Linked DNA regions of Homo sapiens: region 1 is linked to region 2. A link is a loop called in an ENCODE intact Hi-C map of the cell type or tissue named here. Cell type or tissue: A673. All regions are shown on one strand. Links, peaks and the distances in the headings refer to the core of each region. The heading gives the core; the rest is flanking DNA. Region 1 has its middle 8.9 kb from the start of B3GALNT2. Region 2 overlaps GNG4 (G protein subunit gamma 4).

Region 1 (5,379 bases), core at 215-5,214, 120 kb before region 2:
TCATTAAAGTTTCTCGTCAGGCTTTAGTTGTTCACTTTCTTCCTCAAGGAAACCATCTTGCCTGGTCACTTAATCAACAAATTTCACTTTTTTTTTTTTTTTGGTGAATAGTTGGGAAACCTTAAAATCATTCAGATATTCTTTTCAGGACTCCTGGCACTCTGCCTCGGGTGGGTACACGCTGCCCTAGTAATGCGTGCTATTTAAATGATTGCTTCTCTTTCTTTTTTAAGCCAATGGTTGAATTCTTTTAAATTAAATGCCTGTGATATGACGACCAGATAATCTTTGCAGAAGACAACCTTTACACTAGCAGACAGAATCATTAACATTTCAGTCTGAAAGCATCTTGACTCGGGCTTCTCCAAGAAGAGTAGGAAAATAGACACTGCCAAACTGTCCTTCAAAAATGTGCTCAAGGAGGGAGGTTGGTGTAACAGGAACAGAGTGAGTGGTGAGGAGAATAATCGGGGATGATGTAGTCCCTAGCAAGAATATGATATAAATCATGATAAGGATTTGGGCTTTTACTCCGAAATGAAAGGGGAGTAGTTACATGGTGGGGTTTTGTTTTTTTTTGTTTTTTTGTTTTTTTGTTTTTTTTTTGAGACAGAGTCTTGCTCTGTCACCTGGGCTGGAGTGCAGTGGCGCGATCTCAGCTCACTGCAACCTCTGCCTCCTGGGTTCAAGCAATTCTCCTGTCTCAGCCTCCAGAGTAGCTAGGATTACAGGCGTGCACCACCATGGCCAGCCATTTTGTATTTTTAATAGAAATGGGGTTCTACCATGTTGGCCAGGCTGGTCTTGAACTCCTGACCTCAAGTGATCCGCCGGCCCAGCTCCCAAAGTTCTGGGATTACAAGTATGAGCCACCGCACCCAGCCTACATGGTGGGTTTTAAGCAAAGGAGTGACATGATCTGACTTATGTGTTAGCAGGAACACTCACATTGCTGTGTGGTGAATAGACTGACTGGGGGTGGGGAAAAATCTACCGTGTGGAGTAGCGGAGGAGATGATGAGTATCATTCAAGTCTTGAGAAAAGCTGCAGTAGCAAGAGCCAACCAGAAGATGGAAGAGGGATCCTGGGTGCTTCTATATGGAGTTGATCTATCTGAGGGTGCAGAGGCCGACTCTAAGATGCTGTGGTGCATCTCCCCAATTCAGGATGGAAAATGTTGACTGCAAAGGAGTCTCAGTTGAATCTCTCTCTCTGGGAACTGCCCTTGGCTGAAGGTGGCTGCCTCACCCAAGGGTACAGCTCCCTCCTGAGAGACAACCTGCATCCAGTGACTACTCAAGGAACGGTGTAAAGATGTGGGTAACTCTGAAGAGCCATCCCGTGGCCTCTCTTGCAACTGCGTCACAGTCCAACTTCTCCCTCCGCCCAATTCTGCTTTCCTCACTCCCTTACCGGCATTCCCAAGAGCAGTCCCCAGTAAACCTGTATACAACCCGTGTTTCAGAGTATGTTTCCATGGGAACCTGACCTAAGACAGCGATTCTGTTAAATGACATGAAAGATGATGTCATTTCTCTACCTAAAACCCTGCAAATGGCTCTCCAGTTCTGTTCTCTCACAGGGAAACCAGAGTCCCTTACAGTGGCCTGCAGGCCGTTGTCATCTGTAGGCCGTTGTCATCTGCAGGCCGTTGTCATCTGTAGGCCATTGTCATCTGCAGGCCGTTGTCATCTGCAGGCCTGAACCCCTCTAACCTCATCCTCTATTCCCCTCCTTCTCATTCAGTTTGCTCCAGAACCATCCTGGCCTCCTTTCCATCCCGAGAATAGGACAGGTACATTCTTTCCTCGGGATCTTTGCACTTTGTTTCTTCTGCTCTTCTTCCAGATATTTTCATAGCTTATTCCTTCTTCTTCTTCAAGTCAACTAAAATGTTGCCTTTTCCATGAGGCCTTCCCTGTCCCTTCTATTAAAAAACCCTGCTCCACCATCCCCAATCTCTATTACTCTATTCTGTATCACTTATCACTCTTTTTTTGTTTTGTTTTGTTTTGAGACAGTCTCACTCTGTTGCCCAGGCTGGAGTGCAGTGGTGTGATTTCGGCTCACTGCAACCTCCACTTCCCGGGTTCAAGCGATTCTCCTGCCTCACCCTCCTGAGTAGTTGGGATTACAGGTGCATACTACCATGCCCAGCTAATTTTTGTATTTTTAGTAGAGGTGGGGTTTCACCATGTTGGTCAGGCTGGTCTCAAACTCCTGACCTTGTGATCCGCCTGCCTCGGCCTCCCAAAGTGCTGGGATTAATGGCGTGAGCCACTGCGACCTGCCATGTGTCACTTATCACTCTTAAACATACTGTTCAATTTACTTATTTATTTTGTTTGCGGTTTATTGTCTTACTGTCTACACAGGGCAGAAATTTTCCCTCCCGTTTTGTTCCCTGATATATCCCAGAACCTGGAGAAGTCACTGGCATTTTGTAGGTGCTCCATAAATATTTATTGAACAAACAGTGAATGAATGAGTGAATCAATGAATTTGGGAATCTTTAGCAAGTTGATTGCAGTAGAACTCACAAGGTGAGATTACCCAGGCATAGTCTGTAGAGCGATGATGAAGGGAGACACCAACATTTAGGTGTGAGCAGAGGAAGTTAAAATTATAAAGGACATTGACAAGAATCCAGACTATAGGAGGAAAACAGGAGGATGTGTCACCCAAGACAAGATGTAAGATGGCAGAGGGAGTGCAGACGACAGCGTACAACCTGACCAACATGGTGAAACACTGTCTCTAAAAAAAACAAAAACAAAAATTAGCCGGGCGTGGTGGCTCATGCCTGTTGACAACATATGAAGCAAGATCAAGGCAGAAATGTGTCTGCTGATTTGAGAGTGGCCAGGTAACTAGCAGTTTCGAGGAATAGGTAGAGCAGAAGGGAGAGTACTGTGAGTTGAGGAGTGAATGAGAAGTAATGAAGTGGAAATGGTGTGTGCATTACTATTTTGAGAAGTTTGGTCATGAAGATCAGAACGAGAAAGAATGGGAGCTGGGAAGAGGGCTCTGATTGAAGAAGTGTGTGTGTGCATTTAGATGGGAGAGATAAGCCTGACTTGAGTATTTTAAGTGATGTATGGAAACAGCCAGTAACAACCATATAATTTGTAATCTAAATCAAGGTTTTGAGAGAAAAAGGGGGCAGGACAAATGCTAAAATGGATAAATGTCAAGACAACAGGAACTATCTGCAAACCAGACCATATGGTCTCCCTGTCCACGCCTCAAGTTTTCCATGCAAGTCATTTATCCTTACACTTAGTGGGCTATTTTTTTCTGACGGTAGGTGGCAGTAAAGAGCTTGCCTCTTTTTGCCTCGTTTGGTTTGGTTTGGTTTGGTTTTTGAGAAAAATTTAATTAGAGATTTTGGATGGCAACTAAGATTGGTAAAGGTTAGCTCCACAGGCTTAAACTCAAAATAGGAGATTTCAACTTAGATTTTACTTTGGGAAAATTCATACACGTTTTTGTGAAAAAGAATATCTCTTGGTTCTCAAAGAAAAAATAATTTTTGGGTAATTATAAAATATGTTGCATTTTCACACTGAGCCATTTTATCTTTAAAATGATGAACTTCCATCTTCTTCCTAATACAGAATAATTTCCATTAGTTTTATCACTTCTTTTTTTTTGAGACAGAGTATCGCTCTGTTGCCCAGCCTGGAGTGCAATGGCACAATCTCGGCTCACTGCAACCTCCGCCTCCTAGGTTCAAGAGATTCTCCTGCCTCAGCCTCCCGAGTGGGATTACAGGTGCCTACCACCACGCCTGGCTAATTTTTGTATTTTTTTTTAGTAGAGATGGGGTTTCACCATGTTAGCCAGGCTGGTCTTGAACTCCTGACCTCAAATGATCTGCCCACCTCGGCCTCCCAAAGTGCTTGGATTACAGGTGTGAGCCACTGTGTCTGGCCTATCCCTTCAGTTTTAGCACACGCATTGCTATATGCACACATTTCTTATTTGTGTATATAAATTTTCAGTCAAGTCTAGCTTCAGTAGACTTTGGGGGACCTTGCTATTGAAGATTATAAACATTTTAAAAAACTATAGGCCAGGCGCCATGGCTCACGCCTGTAATCCCAGCACTTCAGGAGGCTGAGGCGGGCGAATCACTTGAGGTCAGGAGTTCGAGACCAGCCTGGCCAACATGGTGAAATGCCATCTCTAAAAAAAATAACAAAAATTAGCCTGGCGTGGTGGCGTGCACCTGTAATCCCAGCTACTCAGGAGGCTGAGGCAGGAGAATCACTTGAACCTCAGGAGGCAGAGGTTGCAGTGAATCGAGATCACATCACTACACTCCAGCCTGCTGGGCAACAGAGTGGGACTCTGTCTCAAAAAAAGAAACAAAACAAACAAACCAAAAACCTATGACACATAACAGCAAATTTCTTGTTATCAAAGATAGGACTAGAGATGTCTAAAGATAAGAAGTTTTAGGAGTTCGGAATGGTAAAGTGAATGAGCACACCTTATTCAGGGAATCTTGGCAGAATCTAATGTCATAAAATTTAAAATTCAGAAATCTTTGTCAGAGAAAAAACAGAATCAAAATATTATCTGCAGATCCAGCAAACAAATTTGAGTTCAAAACTCAGATTTGCATTTATTAGCTGTGTGGCCTTGAGCATGGCAAGCACTTTACCTCTAGGTCTCAGATTCCTAATCTGTGAAATGAGACTCACAGGATATACTTCAGTGGATTGTTTTGAATATTAAATGAGAAAACATATTGGTAAAATTTATACATGTTATTTTCATTCTTTTCCCTAAACATGAATATGAAGACATCCAGATTAAAATGTGGCATATGCAACCTCAACCTTTGGAAAATATATCTCAAATGATTAAGGAAAAATATTAATTTTAAGAATTGCTTTAAAACAACAAAACCAAAAAAGCCTTGGTCATACCTTAATTCAGTAATTCTTCAACTTTACGTCTCAGATCCAATATTCTAGGCACTGCTTGACACAGAGAGCAGTTTTCTTACAAGGAAATTTGGGGACCAGAGGGGGTTCTTTGCATGTTTGGATAAGTGCTAGAATTCAAATTCCTTCTCCTGAGAGTCCTCTGCCTTTTTCGTTTAATGAACTCGGTTGCTTTCTTTATTTCCTCTTTCTATCCTCATTAGCGTAAAGCAAACTCTAAAAGCAATCCACAATATCAATCACATCAAATATCATGGAATGTGGCCTCAGTCCTGGAAGATGTCTACTCCATATAGGTGACTTGGTACATTACAGTAGATTATAGTAGCTGAAAAGTATCCTTTGGCCAGCCATTGTCAAAACTAGAGTCACTAATGAGATCACAAATGAGAAGCATTCATTGTCTCTATAAGACTTCCTAAA
Region 2 (5,379 bases), core at 53-5,052:
CTATCAACCGAGGGTCTGGTGATATCTGGGTGCAGGAAGATCGTGAGTCATTTGCGCAGATGGGCTATGTGTCCTAGACTATGAAGAAACGCAGATTTATAGCTTATCTGTATTTTCTTTCTGCTTTCCCTTGCTCCCACCAGCCTGGCTCCTTGTTCCTAATTAGGACCCCACAGTAAGGCTGCCTTCCTTTGCTGGCTGGACGCAGTGGCTCACGCCTGTAATCCCAGCACTTTGGGAGGCTGAGGCGGGTGGATCACCTGAGGTTGGGAGTTTGAGATCAGCCTGACCAACATGGAGAAACCCTGTTTCTACTAAAAAATACAAAATTAGCCAGGCGTGGTGGTGCATGCCTCCTACTCGGGAGGCTGAGGCAGAAGAATAGCTTGAACCCAGGAGGCGGAGGTTGCAGTGAGCCAAGATGGTGCCATTGCACTCCAGCCTGCGCGACAAGAGCAAAACTCTGTCTCAAAAAACAAAAAACAAAACAAAAAAAAGAAATACTTCCTTTGCTGAAGTCAGCAGCTGATAGAGGAAGGCAATACAAAGCCGGGTATAGACAGTGAATAAATTTAGAAAATGTACCAGAACATGGCATTGTTAATGAACCATGGAGCACCAGAAATGGAAGGATTTTGCAAACCATGGTTCCAATGGTTTTAAAGCGCAAAGTTTAAACATTTATAAATTAGGTCCCTTCTAAAGTCAATCAGACAAACGCAGTCTCTTACAGCCTCTTATGGTTTGGATATTTGGATATCCAAATCTCATATTAAAATGTGATTCCTTTGGGAGGCTGAGACGGGTGGATCACCTGAGGTCAGCAGTTCGAGACCAGCCTGACCAACATGGAGAAACCCTGTCTCTACTAAAAATACAAAATGATTCAGGTGTGGTGGTATGCGCCTGTAATCCCAGCTACTTGGGAGGCTGAGGCAGGAGAATCACTTAAGCCCAGGAAGTGGAGGTTGCAGTGAGCTGAGATCGCACCACTGGACTCCAGCCTGGGCAACAAGAGCAAAACTCCATCTCGGCGGGGAAAAATGTGATTCCTGATGTATGGAGGTGGGGCCTGGTGGGAGGCGTTTGAGTCATGGGGGTGGAGCCCTCCTGAGGCCTCCCCAGAAGCAGATGCTGGTGCCATGCTTGTACAACCTGCAGAACTGTCGGCTAAATAAACCTCTTTTCTTTATCAATCACTGAGCCTCAAGTATTTCTTTATAGCAACACAAAACCAACTAATACATGGCTGTATTTTCAGTATCTGTCGCCACAGAAGATACAACACGACAAAGCTGTGATTAATTCAGTAACATACTTAAATTCATCTTTATTAATCCCAAAGGCATCTATGCATACTTGCAAATTAATCAGCAGGATACAAACACATGGCAGTCGCAATTGCTCTACACAGGTTTCCTGGGTTGTGCACCTGTATTCAGAGACCCCTTGCAGTGGCTCTGAAGGCCCACCTTCCACCTTGAGGAAGCTGAAGGGCAGAAGACTGAAGGTAACTTAACCTCCTTAACCAACCAGTTAGTGTTTGAGAACCTGGTATTGCTGCACTGCCAGGGGACACCCAGGTAATGGCCAGGAACCCTCCTCTTGCTAGACAGGTAAGCCCAGACTAGTGTAGGGAGGAACTGGCTCTCTCTCTGTAGAGGGAGAATATCCTGAGAGACAGGGCTGGGCTGTTTTCACCGTGCTTCCTCATACCTGCCCCTCCTCTGACCAGCCAGAGTTATCCGCACTGCCTCAAGGAGAATGAGGACGATTACACAGAAGTGCAAAGAGGAATTTTGCTTTTTACTTCCAAAGCGGGTTCAGAAAGCCTTCTTCAGGAACAAGTTTTAGACGCTAAAGCCTTTGATTTATTTGAGGAAGGCTCTTTGGGGGTCTCAGAAAAGGGGAACCCCAAAGGCACCAGGTCCTGCGGTGAGGCCTGGGGCAAGGTCTAGGGGAGCCCCGTGTAGAGGAGAGCAGCTGGCACTGAGCAGCAGGCCTGCATTCCCTCATCTTTGCCACATGGGGAGCAGTGCCTGCAGCAAGCCACGGCCACGCAGAGGCACGGTGCCCACGCTGAGACCTCCCATCAGAGACCTCCCATCAGAGACCTGCGTATCTCCATGGGTCCTCCAGCAGGGCAATTGCCTGTGCCCTGAGATGTTGGTGAGCCTCAATCACATTCCTCCATACAACAATCTCATGTTAAGACCAGAGATCCGATGAACCCCCAAAGCAGGGTGGGATCCCCAATACTGACAGGCGATGGCATGCGGATGCCCCAGTGTTGTACTTCTGTACCTGGGAGGGACACATCGGAACTGGATTCTGGGACCCTATTTCCTTGTAAGTGCATTCTAGGTCTTTCCCTGCTACCCCAGCTGCTACCTCTTACCCCTAGGGCAAGAGGATACCCTAGGAACAGTGTGGAGTTCGAGTGGAAGCCCTGGGTGCCGTCCTTGCTCCTCTAGGCACCTTGTCCTGATGGTGATTCTCCTTTGAACCACAGTCTCCTCCTTCAAGAATGGGGATAAAGATCCCTGCCTCCCCACTGCACTCCAGCCTGGGCGACAGAGCCAGACTCCGTCTCAAAAAAAAAAAAAAAAATCCCTGCCTCCTGGCATTTCTGTAAAGATCAAGTGGACAGGGTACATGAATGCTTTTAGCAAACTGAAAAATGCTAATCAAATGCTAGTGATTGCTCCTTTGAAAATCCAAGCACAGCCTGCAAAATACTTGGAATATAAATTGAGCAGACATATCGGGAGTAGTTTCAGGTTATGCTTACGTGTCCTTTATTTAAAAAAACAATGCTTAAAACACCACCTAAAAATTCCTCTGACCACCTATTTCAGTCAAACGCTGGAAGATGGGGGATGCTTTATATTAAAGAATTAGAATGAGGCTGGGCGCGGTGGCTCACACCTGTAATCCCAGCACTTTCGGAGGCCAAGGTGGGGGGATCACTTGAGGCCAGGAGTTCAAGACCAGCCTGGGCAACATGGCGAAACCCCTTCTCTACGAAAAATACAAAAATTAGCTGGGCGCGGTGGCGCGTGCCTGCAATACCAGCTACTAGGGGAGGCTAAAGCATGAGAATCGCTTGAACCTGGGAAGTGGAGGTTGCAATGAGCCGAGATTGCACCACTGCACTCCAGCCTGGGAGACAGAGCAAGACCTTGTCTCAAAAAAAAAAAAAAAAAAAAAATTAGAATGAGGAAAACAATGATGAGGTGGAAACAGATGTTTGAACATAGGAGAATTTTCGATGCATAAGGATGCTGCGGGCACTTAACCAGATGTCTGCCCTTCACTACCTGGCCAGGGTGGCACTTTTAAACCATCTGATAATGGAGAGAGGCGGCACAGTCTGTATGGGCACACAGCTCACTCTGTGGCTGAAGCCACATGTGGGTGCACTGGGCCCAAGGAGCTGACCTCTGCTCTTGTGGCACTCCCAGTCCGGCACAGACTTGAGGAGACCACCGAAAAGGAGCCCAGGCCAATGGCCTGCAAAGCCACTTCCCTCTACTTGACCAAGAAGAGCTTCCCGGACCCTGGCTCCTGCCTGCGCATCTGGCCAGCTTCATCTTCCAATGCTCCTGGTCTCCGATAAGCCCCAGCTGCTGGACTGCTGTTTTTAAACCCCTTCCAGGCGGGAGGAACAGAAGAGAGGTGAGTGGACAGGTGCAGGCCCTGGAGCCTGAATCTGCTCCTTTCTAGCTCCGGAAATGTGGGTAATTCCCTTCACCTCCTGCTTTCTTCCCTTCAAAATAGAGGAATGGTTGTATTGGTTTCTATTGTGGCTACAACACATTACCATATATTTATGGCTTAAAACAATGCAGTTTTATTATTTTACAGTTCTGGAGTTCAAAAGTCTGAAATGGGTCTCGATGGACTAAAATCAAGGTGCCAGGAGGGCTGTGGGTGGAAGCTCTGGGGAGAGTTCGTATTTCTGCCTTTTCCAGTGTCTACAGCCATCTGCAATCCTGAGCTTGTGGCTCCTCCTGCATTTTTTTTTTTTTTTAACATTTTACTTTAAGTTCTGGGATACATGTGCAGAACGTGCAGGTGTGTTACATAGATATACGTGTGCCATGGTGGTTTGCTGCACCTATCAACCCATCATCTAGGTTTTAAGCCTTGCCTGCATTAGGTATTTGTCCTAATGCTCTCCCTGCCCTTGCCCCTCACCCCCCAACAGGGCTCGGTGTGTGATGTTCCCCTCCCTGTGTCCATGTGTTCTCATTGTTCAACTCCCATTTATGAGTGAGAACATGCGATGTTTGGTTTTCTGTTCCTGTGTTAGTTTGCTGAGAATGATGGTTTCCAGCTTCATCCATGTCCCTGCAAAGGACATGAACTCATTCTTTTTTATGGCTGCATAGTAATCCATGGTGTATATGTGCCACATTTTCTTTATCCAGTCTATCATTGATGGGCATTTGGGTTGGTTCCAAGTCTTTGCTATTGTAAATAGTGCTGCAATAAACATACATGTGCATGTGTCTTTATAGTAGAATTATTTATAATCCTTTGGGTATATACCCAGTAACGGGCCCTCCTGCATTTTTAAAGCCAGCCCAGCAGCATCCCCCACCTTCTCTCTCAGATGCGCCTATCTTCCTCTTATGAGAACCTTTGTGACGACACTGGGCCTGCCAGGTATTCCAGGATCACCTCCCCATCTCAGGATCTTTCCGTTAATCACATCTGCAAAATCTTTTTTGCTGTGTAAGATTCACAGATTCACAAGTTCCAAGGATTAGAGGGTGGCCATCTTTGGGGACCATGATTCTACCTACCACAGTAGTCATCAGGAATAAGTAGTTCATACAACATAAGCCACTAAGAGCCTGGGCTGCAGGAAGCACTTAATTAATGTGAGCCATAATCATTCTCCCTTGCTGAAACAGAGCCCCCAGCCTGGAAGGCTTTCGCCTTGCACTGGCTGTGCCCCAATAGTTCCATCTGGCCAAATCATGAGACCTCCTTCCAGATGCCTTCCCTGTCCTTCTGGGCCGGGCTTGGTGTCCTTCTGTGTTGAGGTGGGAGCTTTTCTTAATTCCGTGTTGTATGCTTTTTTTTTCTGAGACAGAGTCTTACTCTGTCGCCCAGGCTGGAGTGCAGTGGCACTATCTTAGCTCACTGCAACCTCTGCCTCCTGGGTTCAGGCGATTCTCCTGCCTCACAACCAGCTAATTTTTGTATTTTCAGTAGAGACGGGGTTTCACCCACGTTGGCCAGGCTGGTCTTGAACTCCCAATCTCAGGTGATCTGCCCGCCTTGGTCTCCCAAAGTGCTGGGATATCAGGCGTGAGCCACCGTGCCCCGCTCTGTGTTGTGTTATAATCCTCTGTCTCCCTCACTGGA

The links. Hi-C counts contacts between places; a loop is a spot of excess contacts. Peaks named below come from ENCODE experiments on the same cell type or tissue, not always from the same donor. Only the 100,000 strongest peaks of a DNase experiment are listed, where the experiment ranks them.
Region 1: a loop joins it to region 2, with 2.7 times the contacts of the local background. A loop is called at or near these places in 11 of 110 quality-filtered maps.

The regions. Positions count from the first base shown.
Region 1 is chr1:235,510,648-235,516,026 of GRCh38, forward strand. No RefSeq gene overlaps it. Among named protein-coding and RNA genes, the nearest start is that of B3GALNT2, 8.9 kb to the left of the region's middle. In A673, for the core only: CTCF peaks have their summits at 1,339 and 3,294 (motif pointing right); a DNase peak (open chromatin) is centred at 3,314.
Region 2 is chr1:235,634,465-235,639,843 of GRCh38, forward strand. The region is part of intron 1 of GNG4 (G protein subunit gamma 4); the gene reads right to left. Among named protein-coding and RNA genes, the nearest start is that of GNG4, 13 kb to the right of the region's middle. In A673, for the core only: a CTCF peak has its summit at 2,112; no DNase peak of the experiment used is centred there.